Regions from separate parts of the Homo sapiens genome. Here region 2 is linked to region 1. A link is a contact called in ENCODE Hi-C or POLR2A ChIA-PET data. All regions are on one chromosome and are shown on one strand. The core of a region is the stretch at or near the end of the contact, and the rest is flanking DNA. Distances in the headings are between cores, read along the strand shown.

Region 1 (4,672 bases), core at 2,173-4,672:
AGGGAGAGGCGGGTGCTCCTGGTGTGAAGGTGAGAGGCCAGAAAGTACAATGGGATGGGGAGGAGGGAGACAATGAGGAGCCCCTCTTCCTAGCCAGGGAGACACTGTGGAGCTCAGTGGAACTAGCTCCTCAGAACAGCCTTGGCTGGGAACACCAGCCCTACATCCTGATGGGCCAACAGCAGGCCTGGAGAGCTCAGGGCATTGTCCCTCACAGGACTGAAGTTTGTGTCAGTGCGAGCTGAGATGACCAGGGCTTTTGGCGTCTTCCCTAGGAGTTTGCTGGCGGCCAAGAATGGGGTCCCAGACACTGACCTTGTGCATCATTTTTCCAGGGTGAGAGTGGTTCCCCGGGTGAGAACGGATCTCCGGGCCCAATGGTAAGTATGGACACCCTCCAGGAAGGTTTATCAAAGACTCTTCAGACTATCAGATGGCTGCAAAGAGCTCCCTTTGTGCAAAGTTCATATTCTGTGTTGTAGATTTCATCTGATTGTGAGCAAAAAGCAAAATGTATTAGACAGATGATTTGTTCAAGATTTCACCAACATTTCCTTAAGATACCCATTTTATCACACTAAAGATGCTCCCATTTAAAAAAATTCTGTTGAGTCTCAACATTTTGTCAAGCTCATCTACTGCAAGGAGCAAGGTGTGCTTGTAACAAAGGTTCCCAATAGGTAGCAACAGGAACATTCGTGTGTTCCGCCTGTGGAGAAAACTGTTGGGTGTGATCTGAGGCATCCTGGCTAGTCAAGGAGCCAGCACCATCAGGAGGTCCTTGTTTTCCTGGGTGTGGGCATCCTCCCTCTCCTCTGGTATCCGCAAAGGGCCTGCAGGTAGAAATGGTCACCCTGAGCACCGTAAAGCCAACTCATGCTTAGGCTGTCCTGGTGTGTGTTCCAGGGTCCTCGTGGCCTGCCTGGTGAAAGAGGACGGACTGGCCCTGCTGGCGCTGCGGTGAGTAATTGACAAAGCCAAACACCACCATTTGCCGAGCACTTTAGAGTTTACAGGTTTGTTTCTCTTGACCCTCGAAACAACCCTGTGAGGCATAGGGAGTATTGTTATCCCTTAAGAATTCACCCCCAGTGTGCCCATCAAAACTTCCCAGGCTGAGTCTGCACAGTTGAAGGAGGAAGGATAGGAATGGGAGGGTCGATGGGTGAAAGCATGATTCTCTTAACCAGTCCAGATTATCAGGTAATCCCTTCAACAACCACCACCCACTCCCTGGGCAATCCAGCTGGAGTTTACAGACAGACTTAGCTGGCTATAGCACCACCGTGCTACTCTCTGTTCTTCCTGGTTGCTCAAATGCCCTAGAAAAGTGGAACAGGTGAGCATCAACTCACAGGGCTCTATGCTGGCTGCTGCTGTGAGGGATGTTATGCTATAGTACCAGGGGCCACCATTCCATAGGCACTTCCTGTGTTTAATACCCTATATGCTTTACTTCATCTCATCTTCCTCCATATCCTGAGAGGTGGTTCTATTCTTCTCCCCATTTTACGGATGAAAAAACCGAGACACAGAAAGGTGAAATAGCTTAAGATAAATAGTGCCTTGCAGCCTTAGACTCTGGTGGCCTCTAGTTAATGTGGGAAATTAAGGGTGAGGGGATTGGCAGCTGATGGAGGGTGCAGGGTGCCAGACAGAGGCGTTTAGCTCTGATTCCTTAGCAATAGAGAGTCCTTGTAGGCACTTGGTCAGGCGAGTGATGCGATGAAAGCTGTGTTTAAGAAAGATTATGCTTTCTGCTGATTTCATACCCCCAACACCCAAGCTCTGAGGCCCCTCCTCACAGGTCCTTGCAGGGCTGGCCAAAATAAAGCAGCTTCACTCCGTTGTGCTGCTTTCCAGCTAATGTGTCTGTTTGGCAGAAGTTTCCCTCAAAGGCAGATCAGTGAAATAAGCAGAAGCCTCGACCCCCCTTTGTCAGCCAGAGCTGCTGAAGTGCCTTGCCCCAGGGTCACTTTGTGTGAGGGGATTAGAGAGCACTGGGGCTGCCAAGAAACACTGCCGTTTCTACAGATTAGCAGGATGCTGGCTTGTGGCCTTTTAGCGAGGCTCAGAGCTGCGGTGGCCCTAGTCTGCATGGGCTAAAGACAAGCTCCATCTCCTGTCCTTGTTCCCTCCTTCCTGGGCACAGCCGCCCTGCTTCTTGGTTCTCTCTGTTGGTTCCTGTCCGCACGGTAGTTAGGCTGGCAGCGTGTGTAGGATTTGGCTTAGAAGATTGACAACATTGCCTTTGAGCCCTTCTTTGCTACTCCTCCCTCTCCCCTCCCATCAGACTCCTCTCTGGAGTCTGCTCTGCGAGGCCTCTGCTCTGTGGTATCCCAGCAGCCTTCTCAGCCTTGACTTCCAGAAGGGGGCTGTGCAGTGTCCGGGGTGTGCAGGCCCCAGACACGGGGTAGGCTCATGGAGATCCAAGTGCTGATCTAGTGTCAAGGCTGGCCTGGAGACTGGGCTGGGTTGGTGTCTGCCTGCTGTGGTCATGTGCCCTCCCTTGGGCCTGTATCCTCTCTCCAGACTTGCTGCAGGGAGAGGTGGCAGATGTCAGCCTAGTTCTGGCCTCTCAGAGCAGCATGGCAGCTCCCTTTCACTCAGGCCCAGGCTGGGCCCTCCTGCTGGCTGACCCCTGGGGAGAGGGTGCTCCAGAGCTCCCCAAGGAACTGCTTCCCGAAGCAGCCAGGCCAGCCCAGAGGGGCTGTGGCCAATCCTGAAGCTTTATGTTCCTGCTGACATTTTTTCTAAGTTTTCTCTTGCTTTCCTCTTAAATGCCAATCTGGAGAGTCTCCGTTAGGAGAAATGGACCCCAGCCAGGAAGAAGAGTTGAGTTGTATTTAAAACACGAGCTCCCCCTAAAGCATCCTTCTTTAGCTTCTAAGGAGAGGCAGAGACTGACAGGCAGGACTCAGCAGGAAAAGGTACCCCCCTGACCTGCTCAGTCAGGCCCTAGGCCCAGCTCCACCCAGCCTGTGGCCCCCAGAGTTTCGGTAAAGAGTTCCCTGGGCCTTAAGGAACCTTGAGAGAGCATTTGAGGGGTGCCACCACAAACTTGGCAGAAAAAACCCTCCCCCTCCAAGTCCAGTCCTAGAGAAGGAGCTGGCAACCTTGCCTTGCTTTGTAAGCAAAAGCCTCTTAGGGCTTGAGCTCAGATGTAGTGTTTGAGCTGTGGCTGGTGCCCTGCCCCATCAGGGAGCCAATGGTAGACATCCTATGGGCATCTTTGTTTTCCGTAAGAGCAGGCTGTCTGGGGATGGGCCAGAGGAAGAGGCAACCTGGAGTCAACCAAGAGGAGGCCTTAACCAAGCCTTAACCACAGAGGTTAACCAAGCCTTGAAAGCGCTTCCCCCTGAGCAGGCAGGAAGCACTGAGTCCACATGGTTGCCTCGCTGTTTCATTTCCTTACACTCAATTCTCTCAGTCTTTAAATGATCACTTGGCCTTGAAGTTACGGATATTTGGGGTCTGAACTGAAGTTGAAGAAAAGAGAAAATGATTTAAGCTTTGTTTAAGATTAGGGGCCAGGTGCGGTGGCTCACGCCTGTAATCCCAGCACCTTGGGAGCCTGAGGCGGGTGGATCACCTGAGGTCAGGAGTTCCAGACCAGCCTGGCCAACATAGCAAAACCCAGTCTCTACTAAAAATAACAATAAAAAAAATAGCCAGGTGTGGTGACACATGCCTGTAATCCCAGTTACTCAGGAGGCTGAGGCAGAATTGCTTGAACTTGAGAGGTGGAGGTTGTAGTGAGCCAAGACCGCACCACTGCACTCCAGCCTGGCGACAGAGCCAGACTCCGTCTCAAAAACAACAACAAAAAAAGATTAGAAGAAGCCCATTACTGCCTTCTGGCCACCCACTCGCACAGACACCAAAACTGCAGCCCACACCTCGCCATCCTCGTGCTCTGCCCTGGGACACCCCAGGCACAGTGTGTCCTTCGTTTTCTGTAAGGGTGGGCTGGGAGCAGGGACGGACAGGGCCTGTGGGCACCTCTCATGGTCACTTCCTTCTTGCTCACAGGGTGCCCGAGGCAACGATGGTCAGCCAGGCCCCGCAGGGCCTCCGGTAAGTTCATTTCATCCTCAGCAGGTCATTGTTGCTGTGCTTTAAGTCCCGTTAAGCAGCCCAAGGCAGTCTGCAGGGTGTATTGGGTGCAACCACAGCAGCACTCTGATGTCTACTGGAAAGGGGGAGGAAAGAGAAGAAGTTTGTAAATATCAATTGAGCATATCGATAACAAGCTTTGAAGCATGGGCTCATTTTCCTCAGCCATCCTTTCAGCAGTCTTTTTAGAGGAGGGAGGTCAAAGGAGTTTCTGCTTCTCACCACAGATGTAGTCAGAAACTTGCTTTGCCTTCTGAAGCCAGGCAAAGTTTCCTGGGGACGCTGGCAATGGGGACAATTTTCATCCAAGGCCTTTTAGCCACAATGGATATGGAGTGAAATCAGTACAGAGGAGGGAAGGAGTGTGAGGTGTCGGGGTGGCTCGCTTTGGAGGCCAGAACTGGCATTCACCTCTCTTCTCATCCGCCTACTCTCTCCAGGGTCCTGTCGGTCCTGCTGGTGGTCCTGGCTTCCCTGGTGCTCCTGGAGCCAAGGTACGTGCCCTGTTGTCCAGTCAGGAACTTCTGGGTGCCGAGAAGCTGTCCTTTCCCCGTAA
Region 2 (4,556 bases), core at 1-2,500, 170 kb before region 1:
AGCTGAGATCGTGCCACTGCACTCTAGCCTGGCAACAGAGCCAGACTTTGTCTCAAAAAACAAAAAACAAAAACAAAAAAACCAAATAGTCTCTATTTAGTAATTAGAATATTTCCAGTTCAAAACTGTAATCCAATACTTTAGTCTTCATTCTAAGGTACTAATCTAAGACTGCTTTTCCTCCTCCTCCATGTAAGGCATATGGCTGGTGGCTGCCTGCAGCTTTCTCCTCAACTTTCTTCCTCCCCCACTAGATAACTGCTATTGAACCTGCTTGTGTAAAAGTGGGAGGAGGTAGGAAAGCTAAGGAGATAGGGCAGGTTTTTCTTTCTTGGTAGGGTAGGTCTGTACTACCTGGGTCTTGCACATGGTTAAAGCTGACTCTTTTTCTTAAAGCTTGCTTTAAAAGGTTCTTTGCAGATTCCCATCATCAGAGATCTCTTACTTGAGTTCCTTTGGCCAAAACCAATGCAAGTGGTTGACTGTGACAAACTGTGGATTGTAGCATCCCTGTGTTCATTTCTGGCTTCTAGCCACCGGGTCCCCCTATACCTCTAGACAGCCCATTTGGATAGACCGAAGGCAACCCCACGTTGGCTGTCTTCCATGTGGCCCACATCTGGTCCAGGAAAACATTTATACATTCGTCATCCCTCCTGAATCTGGGTGTCCAGACAGATACCAATGTAGCCACCTCTACTTTGTGGCTACAGCCCTCTTTAATTTATAAGTAAGCACTGGTGCAGTTTTTGTTTTACAACTATGGGGAACAATCTTCAAGTTCTCTGGTCCCACAGAAGCCCCTCTTTAGGCAACATCAGTACTTCCTTTCCCTCTGGGTAGGAGGAGAGTAGGGACTCAGCACATACAAATTTCTCCCCAAGAAGTCTCTTCACAGACCCTTCCTTCCTTCACTCTCTTGATCTCACCATGAGGTAGAACTGTTTGTCAACACTGACTTTGGACATAACAATGTTGTTGAAATAATCATCATTAATTGCAGTTGAGGATGTTCATATCTGTCTCCCAACCCTTGATAATAAGAGACTGTCTGTCTTCATTTCTGTCTTCCCTGGAGAGTTGAGCACAAAGCCTGGAATAAAGTAGGTGCTCAGTAAATGTTTGATGAAAGGATGATTGAATGTATCCGAAACCAACTTTTGTTGCGCACTGAATTCTCTGAGGCACTTCAAAGTAATCAGTATGGGCCAACTTTGGTGTCTCTTGCCTGGCTGACATGAGCTTTGGGGCCCAGCCAAGTAGACTGTGAGAGTGTTGCCAAGGCAATTCTGCATGCAAGAGGAAGTGTGGCAGGACTGGGGGTTTGCTGATAGCTGCCTGGGAAGCTGGCCCCTCAGGCAGTGATACCACCAACCACCCTTGAGGTGGTCAGGGCCTGAGCAGAAGGACTGCAGAGACTGCACATGCCCCTTGAAGCCCAGGCCTATTTCTTGGAAGTCTTTAGCATTCACATTTGCTATCTGAGGAGGTTTACTGCCTGGAGTGAAGTATTCAAAATAGAAAAGACAGAGAAGCTAGAGAAGGAACAGCAGTGAAGCATCAACAAGCCTTTACTGGGGGACCATTTTCCCTCACAACACATTTGGAGAGCCTGAAACTGACAAAGACTACCTGGGTCAGTGGCTGTTGATTTATTCTGGTTTCAGTCATTACTGATATCTGTCCAGAAGAACTAGAAAAAAATAATTCAAGTTGTGGGTGAGATAGTGTTCCAACTCTGCCAAATTTAACTTTTCATCACCATTGACCCAGAGAGGGACATAAAAAAGGCCATTGCAAATTATGTGAAAGAATTTTCTCCCAAACTGGTTGGCCTGATTGGCACGAAAGAAGAGATCAATCACGTGGCCAGAGCATACAGAGTATATTACAGCTCTAGCCCCAAGGATGAAGATGAAGACCATGTTAGTGAATCATACAATAACAATGTCTTTGATTGGGCCAGATGGTGAGTTTCCAGATTATTTTGGCCAGACCAGGAAGAATGCAGAAATTGTTAGCCAGTTCAATTGCTGCACACATGAGGGCACACAGGAAAAAAGAGCTAGCCAAAGCAGTGATGCTGGGTGCAATATTCTCTTGTTAAAGAGGAAGGAAGCAGCCAGGCGCGGTGGCTCACGCCTGTAATCCCAACACTTTTGGAGACCGAAGTGGGTGGAACACCTGAGGTCAGGAGTTCGACACCAGCCTGGCCATCATGGTGATACCCTGTCTCTACTAAAAATACAAAAATTAGCCAGGTGTGATGGTGCCCGCCTGTAACCCCAGCTACTCAGGAGGCCAAGGCAGGAGAATTGCTTGAACCCGGGAGGTGGGTGGAGGTTGCAGTGAGCTGAGATCGTGCCACTGCACTCCAGCCTGGGTGACAGAGTGAGACTTCATCTCAAAAAAAAAAAAAAAAGGAAGCTTTGTCTTCCATAGAAATATATATATTGTGTATATATATGTAATATATATAGTATATCTGTAATATATAGTACATATGTAATATATATATTGTGTGTATATATATATGTTATATATATGCAACCTACAGAATGACCTTTGCACCATTGTACCATGAGAATGTTTCTATTTTGGATTGGCATGTTACTCCTGGGTTCAGTCAAAATAGACTCTTGAAACTGTAAGATTACAACTCAAAGTCTCCCAGGTAGCTGTGGTGAGACCAGAGGACCAAGTCTAAATGAAGTCAGTGAAGAGTGGAGGACGCTCATGGAAGGACACAGCAAGGGAGGCACAGCCAGTGCATCTCCCATTATGAATGGGCCCTCCCAGCAGCTTTATTGGCTCTCCAGTGTTTTGGACCCTTGCTCATACAGGCTGTGGAACTGAATTTCACAGAAAAGAATAATTTTTATAGCACTTTGGCTTCTCTCTTCTTGAGTTATTTGCTCTTCTGTGTTCTTGGTGGCTGATGATAGTCAGATTAGGCTCTCTGCCATTCAAAGTTTATCTTTGTACTTGAAAGCATAAGTTTTGTCTTCTTTGTTAATGAATATCACTGTCAGGCTTGCTCCACTGCCCTATCAGCAGGTACTGATTTGACTAATAAAGATGAGATCTATTGTTTGGGGGGAAAAAAAGTTAGTTTGATTTCTCTAGGGGTCTCTTATGTGATTTTTAGCTAAGTGATGGGCTAGGTTTTCAATGACATGCCAAATGGAAATAAGAAGATATTGATCATGAGTGTGACATAGAGTAGTTTTCTGCATATACTGAGTTGCAGGCCAAGTAAAATAAAAGTGTACTCAGTTTTTCAATAAATAAGTAAAATAACCTGTATTGAGAGCCTATTTTATCACTCCCTGGGAGACTCCGCTCATTCTTACATTTGTAAGATGCTGATGGTTTCCCAGAATTTATATACTTCAGCATTTCCCAACCAAGAAATTTGAGAGATGTGGTCCAGTGTGGTGACTCATGCCTGTAATCCCAGCACTTTGGGAGGCCGAGGAGGGTGGATCACCTGAGGTCAGGAGTTTGAGACCAGCCTGGCCAACATGGTGAAACCCCATCTCTAATAAAAATACAAAAAAAAAATTAGCCAGGTGTGGTGGCAGGTGACTGTAGTCTCAGTTACTCAGGAGGCTGAGGCAGGAGAATCACTTGAACCCGGAAGGCTGAGGTTGCAGCCAGCCGAGATCACGCCATTGCACTCCAGCCTGGGTGAGAAGAGCGAAACTACATCTCAAAAATAAATAATGATGATGATAATAATAATAATAATAATAATAATAATAAAAACATTGCCAACATTTGCAACTTGGAAAAATTCACTTTTTAAAAAAAATCTGTATTTCAGCTTCTTTTGAAAAATGGACGATCTCACCATGGTGCAGTGGCAGGAAGTGGAGGGCATATTCCTACCTGGCAAAATTCCTTTGAGTCTGGAGCTCAAAGGAGGCCCACTCCTCAGACCAGGTCATGAACTTTCAGTTTACCATCCTCTTACTGATGTACATGATCTGTCTGGGCCTGCTTTAAATCTCTAATTGGTTAGATTTGGTTGCTTAGAACAAGCTCTGGGGAGTAGGTGTGGGGCACTCTGGTTAAACAGGCTACCGGGCAGACCACAACTCTTGCAGTCTGCCTAAATGGGCTGCTGCTTCACTCCTTCCATGCACCACCACCATGTGCTGCTGACTTCAAAATGTTTATGCTTTGCACAGAAAGTCTGTCACTCAGAGGTGTCATCATGTTTTTGTGCGGGAAGTTTCATTAACCCTAATAAGAGTTATAAAGGTCATTTATTCCTCTACATTTAGAATACTACACCTCTTGGGTGGTTGAGTTTGTCTTTGATATGGTTTACTTGAAGGAGGGTGGACATGTACAGGAGGGTTCTAAGGAGCATAGATTCGTTCCACCATTATGAATAATGCTGTAAGTATTTTTGTCAAAGACACTTCCTACTAAGAGTTTAGTCTCCTAAGCAACTGAACCATTGTGGATGGACCCCTGCTGGCCTGGTCCACGCAGGTGCAACCATATAGAATCGGCCCAACACTCAGGGTTCCTGAGCTTTTTTATCC

Evidence for each region. A loop is a pair of places that touch in the nucleus more often than their neighbours do. ChIA-PET counts read pairs that join two places held with the same protein, here RNA polymerase II (POLR2A). Pooled maps may share reads with other maps.
Region 2: a map of posterior vena cava shows a loop between it and region 1 (23-fold over the local background). The contact joins two enhancer-like sites. A Hi-C loop is called at or near these places in 4 of 168 maps with a recorded cell type or tissue (K562, OCI-LY7, colonic mucosa and 1 more), 4 of 37 single-sample maps with no recorded cell type and 14 of 50 pooled maps. POLR2A ChIA-PET finds 5 or more read pairs at or near these places in 6 of 52 experiments (A673, AG04450, K562 and 3 more).

Annotation. Positions count from the first base shown.
Region 1 is chr12:47,989,166-47,993,837 of GRCh38, reverse strand. COL2A1 (collagen type II alpha 1 chain) reads left to right here. Exons shown (of 54, transcript NM_001844.5): 14 at 1-29; 15 at 336-380; 16 at 907-960; 17 at 4,033-4,077; 18 at 4,557-4,610. Among named protein-coding and RNA genes, the nearest start is that of COL2A1, 13 kb to the left of the region's middle. RefSeq lists an enhancer at 3,575-3,624. Within about 2 kb of position 3,422, at least 2 of the 41 ENCODE cell types and tissues checked have a DNase peak (open chromatin) inside an H3K27ac peak, as active enhancers do.
Region 2 is chr12:48,157,755-48,162,310 of GRCh38, reverse strand. It overlaps the pseudogene LOC100421855. Among named protein-coding and RNA genes, the nearest start is that of ASB8, 2.5 kb to the right of the region's middle. RefSeq lists an enhancer at 4,490-4,556. Within about 2 kb of position 1,250, at least 2 of the 41 ENCODE cell types and tissues checked have a DNase peak (open chromatin) inside an H3K27ac peak, as active enhancers do.